Regions from separate parts of the Homo sapiens genome. Here region 2 is linked to region 1. The links are chromatin contacts, found by Hi-C or POLR2A ChIA-PET in ENCODE. All regions are on one chromosome and are shown on one strand. Each heading gives the region's core, a stretch centred on a gene start or an enhancer-like site at or near the end of the contact. The rest is flanking DNA. Distances are from core to core; before and after follow the strand shown. Region 1 has its middle 94 kb from the start of SPRY4-IT1. Region 2 holds the start of RNF14 (ring finger protein 14).

Region 1 (4,668 bases), core at 934-3,433:
GGAACTCCTCTCTGAGGACGTAGCCTCTGAACAGAGTCCTGGAAGCTGAGAAGTCAGTTCTGGAAATGGAGGAAGAGTGCTCCAGGCGCAGGGAACAGCAAGTGCAAAGGCCTTGAGATGGGAATGGGCTTGACGCGCTTGCAAAACAGGCAGTGGCCTGAAAATATAAAATGTGGTGAGCAAGCGGAGAAGTGGTTTGAGCAGAGGTGGGAGAAGTAGGCCAGAAACAGATCACACAGGGCTTTGGAGGCTATGCTGAGGGGTTTGGAAGGCTTTCGAGGGTAAGTTAAGCAGGAGAATGACATGATTAGGTATGTATTTGAAAAGATCACCACCATGAATTTTCTGAGCCTCATTTTCCCCCTCTGTTAAAAATGAGCATAATAATACATATCTCACAGGATTATAGAGGATTAAAAGACTTGAAAGTTAAAGCAACAAGCAAATTGATGAACATATATGCCCGAGGTGCACAACAAATGCCAGGACCATGATGTGAAGACTTTTTAGGAGCTCTGAAGAGATCTGCTTAGGAGTGAGGATGGTTCCTAAAGAGTTAATCAAACCTGTCTTGGGAAAAGCAATCCCATGCTGCTAATATAATGGTAAAGGATGCAATTCAGGCTGTTTATTTTTTAGAGATTCAGTGCTCCTATTAAGCAATCACTCTGTTTATGTCACTGCTAATTGAAGTAAATTGCTTTCTGCAATCAAATCGGGAAGTTCCCCCTTCCGATCACGAAAGGGACTTGGACTCTGGTTCCTGATTTCCAGTATTTAGTCTGACTTGAGATTTGCCCTGTAATTAATTGCATACATTCCACTGATTTCCTTAAACAAGCAGTTGGTTTGCCGTTGGGTCGGCAAGGGATGCGTTGATTTTGAAATTGCCCCTGGGATAGGAAGTGTTCCGCCTCCCTTCTCTCGCAACCCCAGCCACAGCAGCCTTCTGGCTGATGGAGCTGGTGGGGAGTGGGCCTCACAGCAGATGTGAGAGGTGGAAGTGAGCAGCAGGTGTGACCGCTGTGGTCCAGAATCCTCTTGGTGCCCCCGCCCAGTGGAGAATTCTAGTGCATTAGAACCAAAGCCCGTGAATCAGGCTGGAGGAATTCCGGGCCATGGGCACAGGCTTCCTCGCACCAATCATCAGCTCTATTTTCACTTCTCTGAGAGGCATGGGAGGAAGTGAGGGGAGGTGGGCAAAGAGCAACACTGCATCTGAATAAGCACCCTAAGAGCCCCGATCCTCTCCACGGCCCAGTCGCTGCCACCCACCCCACACCCCACCCCCAGCTCTCCGTCGTGTGCATAGGCCTGGAGGATGTTCAGGAAGGTGTGAAGGGGTACCCCAAGGAGGTGGGAGTAAAGAGTTTTAAGGCCTGTGGCCCAGCCCCAGGGAGGAGCACTCCAGCGCCTGCTCCTGGTCTTGGGGAGCAAGAGCAGGGGATGAGGAGGAGTATTTGATGCTGGACACAGCTGTTAGGTTAGGTTGCCAGGTCACTGAGAAAACAGACAGTGTCCGCCCCATCCTTCATCCTTGACGCTGAAAAGAAAAAAAAGGGCCTCAGGATTTAGTTGAAGGTGAAGACGTTGGGTGCTTTACCTTGAAGTGTGGAGAGCATCTCTTTATGGATTAATCCTGTGACCCTGCAGAAAGTGGTCTTCAAGGCCCAGCTCAGTGGCTGCCTCCCACATGAAGTCCTGTCTGATGCACTCCCCAGGAGTCTCCCTCTCACAATTCCCTTGGACTGTGTGCCTCTGGGGCAGTGCCACACCTGTCCTGCCCCGCAGTGGGCTCTATATTTGAGTTTCCTCATCCACCGACAAAGCACCTGGCGTGAGTGAGATTCTGCTAGGCTGGGGATTCTCAGGTGAGCTGAAGTCCGGAGTTCAAGACCAGCCTGGTGAAACCCTGTTTCTATTAAAAATACAAAAATCAGTGGGGCGTGGTGGCACGTGCCTGTAACCCCAGCTACTCGAGAGGCTGAGGCAGAATTGCTTGAACCCAGGAGGCGGAGGTTGCAGTGAGCCAAGATCACGCCACTGCACTCCAGCCTGGGTGACAGAGTGAGACTCCATCTCAAAAAAAGAAAAAAAAAGACTCAGTTGAGATACAACCCCTACCTTCAAAGAGCTACCAGAGCCGCAGAAGAGTTAGGTAAGTAACAGGAAGTTAATTAAAGAAGTAGCATTGGCTGGGTGCCAATGGTGACTCATGCCTGTAATCTCAGCACTTTGGGAGGCCGAGATGGGCGGATCCCTTGAGACCAGGAGTTTGAGACTAGCCTGGGCAACATGGGGAAACCCCATCTCTACCAAAACTACAAAGACTAGCTGGGTGTGGTGGTGTGCACCTGTAATCCTAGCTACTTAAGAGTCTGAGGTAGGAGGATTGCTTGAGTCTGGCAGGTTGAGGCTGCAGTGATCGCACACTTACCATGAGCCAGGCACTGTACTGAATGTTTTATATGCATTGACTTATCAAACCCCACTATATCCATACAAGGGAGAGACTCAGTATATTGAGTTTGCCGATGATGAAATTGAGGCTAAGCCACTTTGGAAAACAGGGAGGCAATTTCTTAAAGAGTTAGACAACCCATACTTTTTCTTCCCCATACAGCTCAGCAATTTCACTGCTATGTATAGACCCAAGAGAATTGAAAACATATATCCACACAAAAACATCTATACAAATATTACATAACAGTAATATTTATAATAGCCCCAAACTGGAAACAATTCAAATGTCTATCAACTGATGAGTGGATAAATAAAATGTGGTTAATTTATACAATGAAATATTATTTGACAATAAAAAGGGAAGAAGTACCAGTATATGCTACAGTGTGGATAAACCTCAAAAACATTATGCTATGTGAAAGAAGCCAGACATAAAAGGCCACATATTGTATGATTCCATTTATAGGAAGTGCCCGGAAATGCCAAATCTATGGAGACAGAAAGTAGATTGATTAGTGGCTGCCAGGGAGTGAGGATGGGATGAGGACGAACTGAATGGGCACCAGGGATTTTACTGGGGTATTAGAAATGTTCTAAACTGAATTGTGGTGATGTTTGCACAACTCAGTAATATCTACTAAAAATTATGACATCGTGGCCGGGCGCAGTGGCTCACGCCTGTAATCCCAGCACTTTGGGAGACAGAGGCGGACGGATCACCTGAAGTCAGGAGTTCAAGACCAGCCTGTCCAACATGGCGAAACCCTGTCTCTACTAAAAATGCAAAAATTAGCTGGATGTGGTGGCAGGTGCCTGTAATTCCAGCTACTTGGGAGGCTGAGGCAGGAGAATCTCTTGAACCCGGGAGGCAGAGGTTGCAGTGAGCTGAGATCATGCCATTACACTCCAGCCTGGGTGACAGAGTGAGACTCTGTGTCAAAAAAACAAAACAAAAAAAATGAGGCTAAGTAAGATGGAGCAACTTGTCTGAAGTGATTAGCTGTTAAGTGATGAAGCCAGAATTCAAACCCAGGCAGGAGTGCAGTGGCACAATCATGGCTCACCCTAACCTCGAACTCCCGGGCTCAAGCAATCCTCCCGCCTCAGCCTCCTGAGTGGTTGAGACTGTAGGTGTGCATCACCATGCCCAGTTACATTTGTTTTTACTTTTTGTAGAGATAGGGTCTTACTATGTTGTCCAGGCTGGTCTCCAACTCCTTGGCTCCAGTGATCCTCCCACCTCGGCCTCCCAGAGTACCGAGATTACAGTCAGAGCCATGGAGCCTGGCTCAGAGACCGCATTCTTAACCACTGTGCAACATTGCTTCCCTGAGGTAGCTTATCTCAGCCCAGCAGGGGCATGCTCACATAGGCTTGGGATGAGGCTGGCTTTCTTGGGATATCTCTGGGAAAAGTAACGCTTGAGTTGTGTCTGCAAGTCTTGCGTGCAAGTTCTCCTCCACCAAGAAGGCTTCTGGGTTCCCATCTTTAACCCTCCCTACCTTTTAAGAGCTGGATCTTATTGAGTAAACAGAAGAGTGAATGCCTACAGAAAGCAGGTGACACCAGCCGTCTTCCCACCATGATGAAAATCCATAATCTGGTGACTAATGTGGCCTCTGGAGAGGTGCTTAGCTGGAAACAGGCCTCACACTAGGGCTCTGGCCCCACTGAGGTCCAGGGCTGATTCCCACAGGCAGAGATGTCCTCTGCCCCTCTTTAGGCTGGAAAGAGGATAAACTTCCTTCTTTGGGCCTTTTGGGAATTCTTGGCTTTCTGGGGGCTTCTTCCAGGGGCACATTTGAATTAGGGCCAGGAAGGCAGAAGGAAACAAGCACTTTAAAAAGCATTTTCCAAAACCCTTCCAAAAGCATTTTCCAAAAACTTTCCGGTTTGGTCCTCACTGACTTAGTCACAGCAGTGTACAAAGAGCAGGGTGGCAGGAGCGGCCCCCCGGTGCAGGCAATAAGGGGGTGCATTGTCTGCAGAGAATGAAAAGAGAATAAAGAATAAAACCAACCTAAAGGTGCTTGCCATACACCAGCAATTCTAAACAATGTCAGGGAAAATATTCCTCCCACTGGGACAGGCTGCTTCTGTGCCCTGCCCTTGGTCTGCTACTGTTTGGTTAGGATAATTTAGTAGCAGGGTAACAGAGACTCATTACAAACTGGATTAAACCTAGAAGAGTGAATTATAAGGAAC
Region 2 (4,441 bases), core at 1,386-3,885, 250 kb before region 1:
GCACATAAAATTACCTAAGTCATAGGGTCCTGGGCATTTAAATGAGAGAATGTACGTGAAATATTTAGCACAGTGGAGGGCTAGGCACACGGGGAGACTGCAGTTTAAAAGACTAACCAGGCACATGAGACCAAAGACACAAAAGTCTGTTATTTTCCTAGAGTCAAAAACAAAACTTATTAGAAGGCTGTCTTTACCCAATCTTGTCCTCAAAATTGACTCTAAATCTTTAGTTCACTTTAAACATTCAGTAAATTATTAACACTGCTTTGAAATTCTCTTTCTATTCTCTCTATCCTGTGACCTCTGACATGATGTCACAATTCACCTTCTGCTCTGACTTTGTGAGGATTTCCCAAGCTGGTTGGTGCATGGGCTTCCTCACTTTTTTCCTCACGAAGAGGTCTCTGGTCTCCCCTCTCTGAGCACTCTGAGGTAGGGTTGCTGTGTGTTTTGCTCTTGGTCTAATTCCTTTGGCTAAACATGAATAATTATATTAATGAATGGCTTTGGAGATTCTTCTTCCGTCCTTTGCATTTTTCCGAGATATGTTTCTGGTTTTGGTATCTATTAGAAGGGTATTTTGGTTTCTGTTTTGTGACAATCAAGATTTATAGTACAGAAAATTAGAAGTGATTATTTCTATTTCAAGGTTCTTTCTGTGGCAGCCAGGTAATCCCTTGGGTGCCCTGATTTACTCACTTGGTTTTTTTCTCTCTCCTGGGTATAAGACCAACTACATAATTTACAAAGCCCAGGGCAAAATAAAAATGCAGCCTCTCATTCAGAAATTATTAAGAACTTCAAGAGGGTGAGAGCACAGCATCAAATCAAGAGCAGGGCACTTCTTTTTTATTTTAATTTTTCCATAAGTTATTGGGGTACAGGTGGTATTTGATTACATGAGTAAGTTCTTTAATGGTGATTTGTGAGATTTTGGTGCACTCATCACTCGAGTAGTATACACTGCACCCTATTTGTAGTCTTTTATCCTTCGTCCCCCTCTCATCCTTCCCCCTAAGTCCCCAAAGTCCATTGTATCATTCTTAAGAGCAGGCCACTTCTAAATCTGGGGCCCTTCTAAGTGCAGGGCCCTATGTGACTGCACGGGTTGCTGGCCCATGAATCTAATCCTGCCCGGGAGGCAATGGTGGTAAAAGCTTTAGAATCCTGTAGGCTTGGGTTAGAGTCTTAGCTCTGCAAGTTACTCTTTTGGAGGAAGAAATATATGAAAAAGCGGACACAGGAGCTTATTAGATTGTGAGGAGCACATTAGTTTGATGGGTCCCAGGAGAAGGAGCCAACATTTCTGTATTCCACTTAAGCGCTGAGAACGGTGCTTTGTACCTAAAAAAATTTTTTAATTAAGACATAATTCACATGCAATAAAATTAACTCTTCAAAAGTATACAATCCAGTGGTTTCTAGTACACTCACAAAGTTATACAACTATCACTGCTCTCTAATTCCACAATATTTTCATCACCCAAGAAACACCATATCTATTAGCGGTATCTATTAGCAGTCACTTCCCATTCCCTCCTGCCTTAGTTTCTGGCAACCACTAAACTACTTTTTGTCTCTATGGATTTGCCTATTCTGGACATTTCATATAAATTAAAAACAATATATGGCTTTTTGTGTTTGACTTTTTTTTTTTTTTTTTTGAGACGGAGTCTCGCTGTTACCTAGGCTGGAGTGCAGTGACTCACTGTAACCTCTGTCTCCTGGGTTCAAATGATTCTCCTGCCTCAGCCTCCCTAGTAGCTGGGACTACAGGTGCCCGCCACCATGCCCGGCTTATTTTTTGTATTTTTAGTAGAGACGGGGTTTCACCATGTTGGTCAGGCTGGTCTCGATCTCCTGACCTCGTGATCCACCCGCCTCGGCTTCCCAAAGTGCTAGGATTACAGGCGTGAGCCACCGCACCCGGCCTTCTAAGGGTTTTATAGTTTTAGTTCTTACATTTAGGTCGTTGATCCATATTTAGTTAATTTTTGCATATGGTGTGAGGAAGGAAGTGTATAATTTTAATTCCTGCTTAGCCTGACGATAATCATGTGACCCTTGGTAAGTTCTTGCACCTAAGTCTCAATTTCCTTATTTGTAAAGTGAGAATAACAAATGGTAGCTAAATCATAAGATTACAGTGAAGATAGAAAATTTACGTAGAGCATTTATCACACTGCTTGAAGCATCCTAACTACTCGATAAATGCGGTCGGTGTTACAGTTATAACATGAGCGATGAATGCGTGCTTCCACAGTGGAGTGCCAGAAAGACCGGCAGCATTTCTGAGAAGGTAAACGGGAGGAAGTAGGCTTGCTTAGTCCACTTGGAGAAGCAGGTCTGGGATTGTTGTGAGAGTCTCTGCCCTAGGTAGACCACTGCCTCATGATCCCCTCTAGAGATTGGTAAAAATTCGAATTCTCGGGCCCCATCAGAACTACTGAAAAGAGCCTCCTGTGAGCACAGGGCTCGCAGTAAGTGGGGGTGACGGTGGTCGCGCCGGCAGCGCCGCCTTGGGCCTGCGGGAGGCGCCCGAGAGGCAGGGGCGACCACGGCGGCTGCGCAGAGTCCTCCCTATGCCGGCGGTCGCGCCAGCGGGATCCGCCTGGCTCAGCTGACAGCTCCCGAGAACGGAAGAGGCGGCGCGCCGGTTGAGCAGGGCGTCTCTAGGCCTGGTCGGCTGGCGGCGGTGAGTGGGCCCCAGGCAAGGGCGGAGGGCGGAACTTTGGGGTTCGGCACTGCCGGGCGGCCGGAAGGTACGGTGGGGATAGCTCTCTGGGCGCGCGAGGCAGAGAAGGGGACCGGGCTGGGACTGTACACTGGGCCTCAGTCCCTCAAATCCGGGACCGGGCGTCCGCAGCTCGGCTGGCCGGGACTCCCTTCGGGACGCTGAGGAGGAAGGGGAAGGTGTGGGCCCTGCTCCTTCGGGACGCCCCAGGCTGGCCAGCAGCTCACACATCCGCATTGCGCCCTCTGATCCCAGCGTTGGGGCGGATAGCTAGCGTTGGGCCTGCCCCTGTTTTGGGGCAGTCGCCCAAACGACGCCGCACGCCTAGTGGCGAGCTGAACCCAGACTAGGACACCCGAAGACCAAATGGATAGAGTGAGAAGGAAATGGGGGTTAGCAACCTGAATTGAGGTACTGGATTCCAAGTGACAGCTTCACAAGCTGAAATCTTGTAGGGTAGGTCATGAGGAACTGTTGAAACTGCTTGGAGTAGAAGTTCTTAGCCCTGGCTGCATATTGGAATCACCTGGAGAACTTGGAAAACTACTGAGGCCTGAATTAATTGTTCTAGGGTGTGGCCTGGGTATTGAGATTTTAAAAAACAGCTCCTCAGAAGATTCTAATGTGCAGTCAGATGGAGAACACTAACCTAAAACCATAAACTGCATGAATGAATCTCTCATCCCATTTGCAAATGTTTTAACAGGAAGAAACAAAAAGCTTAATTCAATTAGCACCATATACTCCCACCTAGTAAAATAAGACAATGTGAAAGGACCTAATACAGTACATAGTAGGTGCTCAATTAATGTAAATTGATTCTGAATCTCATTCTTATCTCATTTGGGAGTTACACATCCGAGAATCTGGTTTTTAATTATGGTTTTGTATATAGTATTTTTGCATATAATTTTAGGGTGTTGATAGGATTCTCCGTAGCCCATCTATAGACCACACTCCCTTTTCCCCTCACCCCAGTGAAGAAGCCTAGCTCTAAAGCATTTAGAATAAAACTTAAAAGTTTGTGTTTGTGTACTCTTGTTTTGTTTAAGTATTTTTCTGTTACCAAAATTAACCTTGAGTGCCACTGGCAGGCTTAATTCATGAACAAGAGAGGAAAAACTGGAGGGGAGTGGCAAATGAAGGAATACAAGAAGCAGAAGAGGAAAGGAGAAAAAAACAAAACAAAAAACAAACTGAAGAGATTGTTTGTTATGGGGCATGGTGTCCTGTACTTTCATATGACCTTGGTGTTCCTCCTTAGCTCCTCCCATAGCTGAGGGCAGACAGATAAAAAGTCCTCAGTCATTGCTGGGGACATGCAAATACTCCTTTAACCACATGGCTCAGTTAGCCTGCCCTAGGAGAGTAACATGCACTTGTAGATTAGGATTGGCTATATGTTAGGATATGTTTGACTTAAGCAGTGATCATGGAAATTCAGAATTTTAATTTGGAGAGGGTCCTAACACCATCTTTTGTATTTCTTTTCTGCAGATGGCAGGATTTTCATAATATATGTAGTATGAGTTCCACATCTTGGCCTCTTACCCAGCTTCAGCAGTCTCAGCTCCACCAGTTAGAGAATAAATGGGATTTGCATGAACTCCACTCTGAGCTGAAATACAGACTGCGGTGTTAATATCCTTTTCTTCTGATTGTTATTAACAGGTACTAACTGACCTCAAGTAGAACATGTAATTG

Evidence for each region. A loop is a pair of places that touch in the nucleus more often than their neighbours do. ChIA-PET counts read pairs that join two places held with the same protein, here RNA polymerase II (POLR2A). Pooled maps may share reads with other maps.
Region 2: a map of naive thymus-derived CD4-positive, alpha-beta T cell shows a loop between it and region 1 (2.3-fold over the local background). The contact joins the promoter of RNF14 here to the enhancer-like site in region 1. A Hi-C loop is called at or near these places in 1 of 168 maps with a recorded cell type or tissue (naive thymus-derived CD4-positive, alpha-beta T cell) and 9 of 50 pooled maps. POLR2A ChIA-PET finds 5 or more read pairs at or near these places in 3 of 52 experiments (CD4-positive, alpha-beta T cell, CD8-positive, alpha-beta T cell and T-cell).

Annotation. Positions count from the first base shown.
Region 1 is chr5:142,221,613-142,226,280 of GRCh38, forward strand. No RefSeq gene overlaps it. Among named protein-coding and RNA genes, the nearest start is that of SPRY4-IT1, 94 kb to the right of the region's middle. RefSeq lists an enhancer at 1,819-1,868. Within about 2 kb of position 2,184, at least 3 of the 41 ENCODE cell types and tissues checked have a DNase peak (open chromatin) inside an H3K27ac peak, as active enhancers do.
Region 2 is chr5:141,966,470-141,970,910 of GRCh38, forward strand. It overlaps RNF14 (ring finger protein 14), which reads left to right and starts at 2,636. Exons shown (of 9, transcript NM_004290.5): 1 at 2,636-2,698; 2 at 4,235-4,408. LOC124901095 (a long non-coding RNA gene) reads right to left here and starts at 3,311. Exons shown (of 3, transcript XR_007058977.1): 1 at 3,139-3,311. RefSeq lists a silencer at 2,419-2,558 and an enhancer at 2,669-2,818.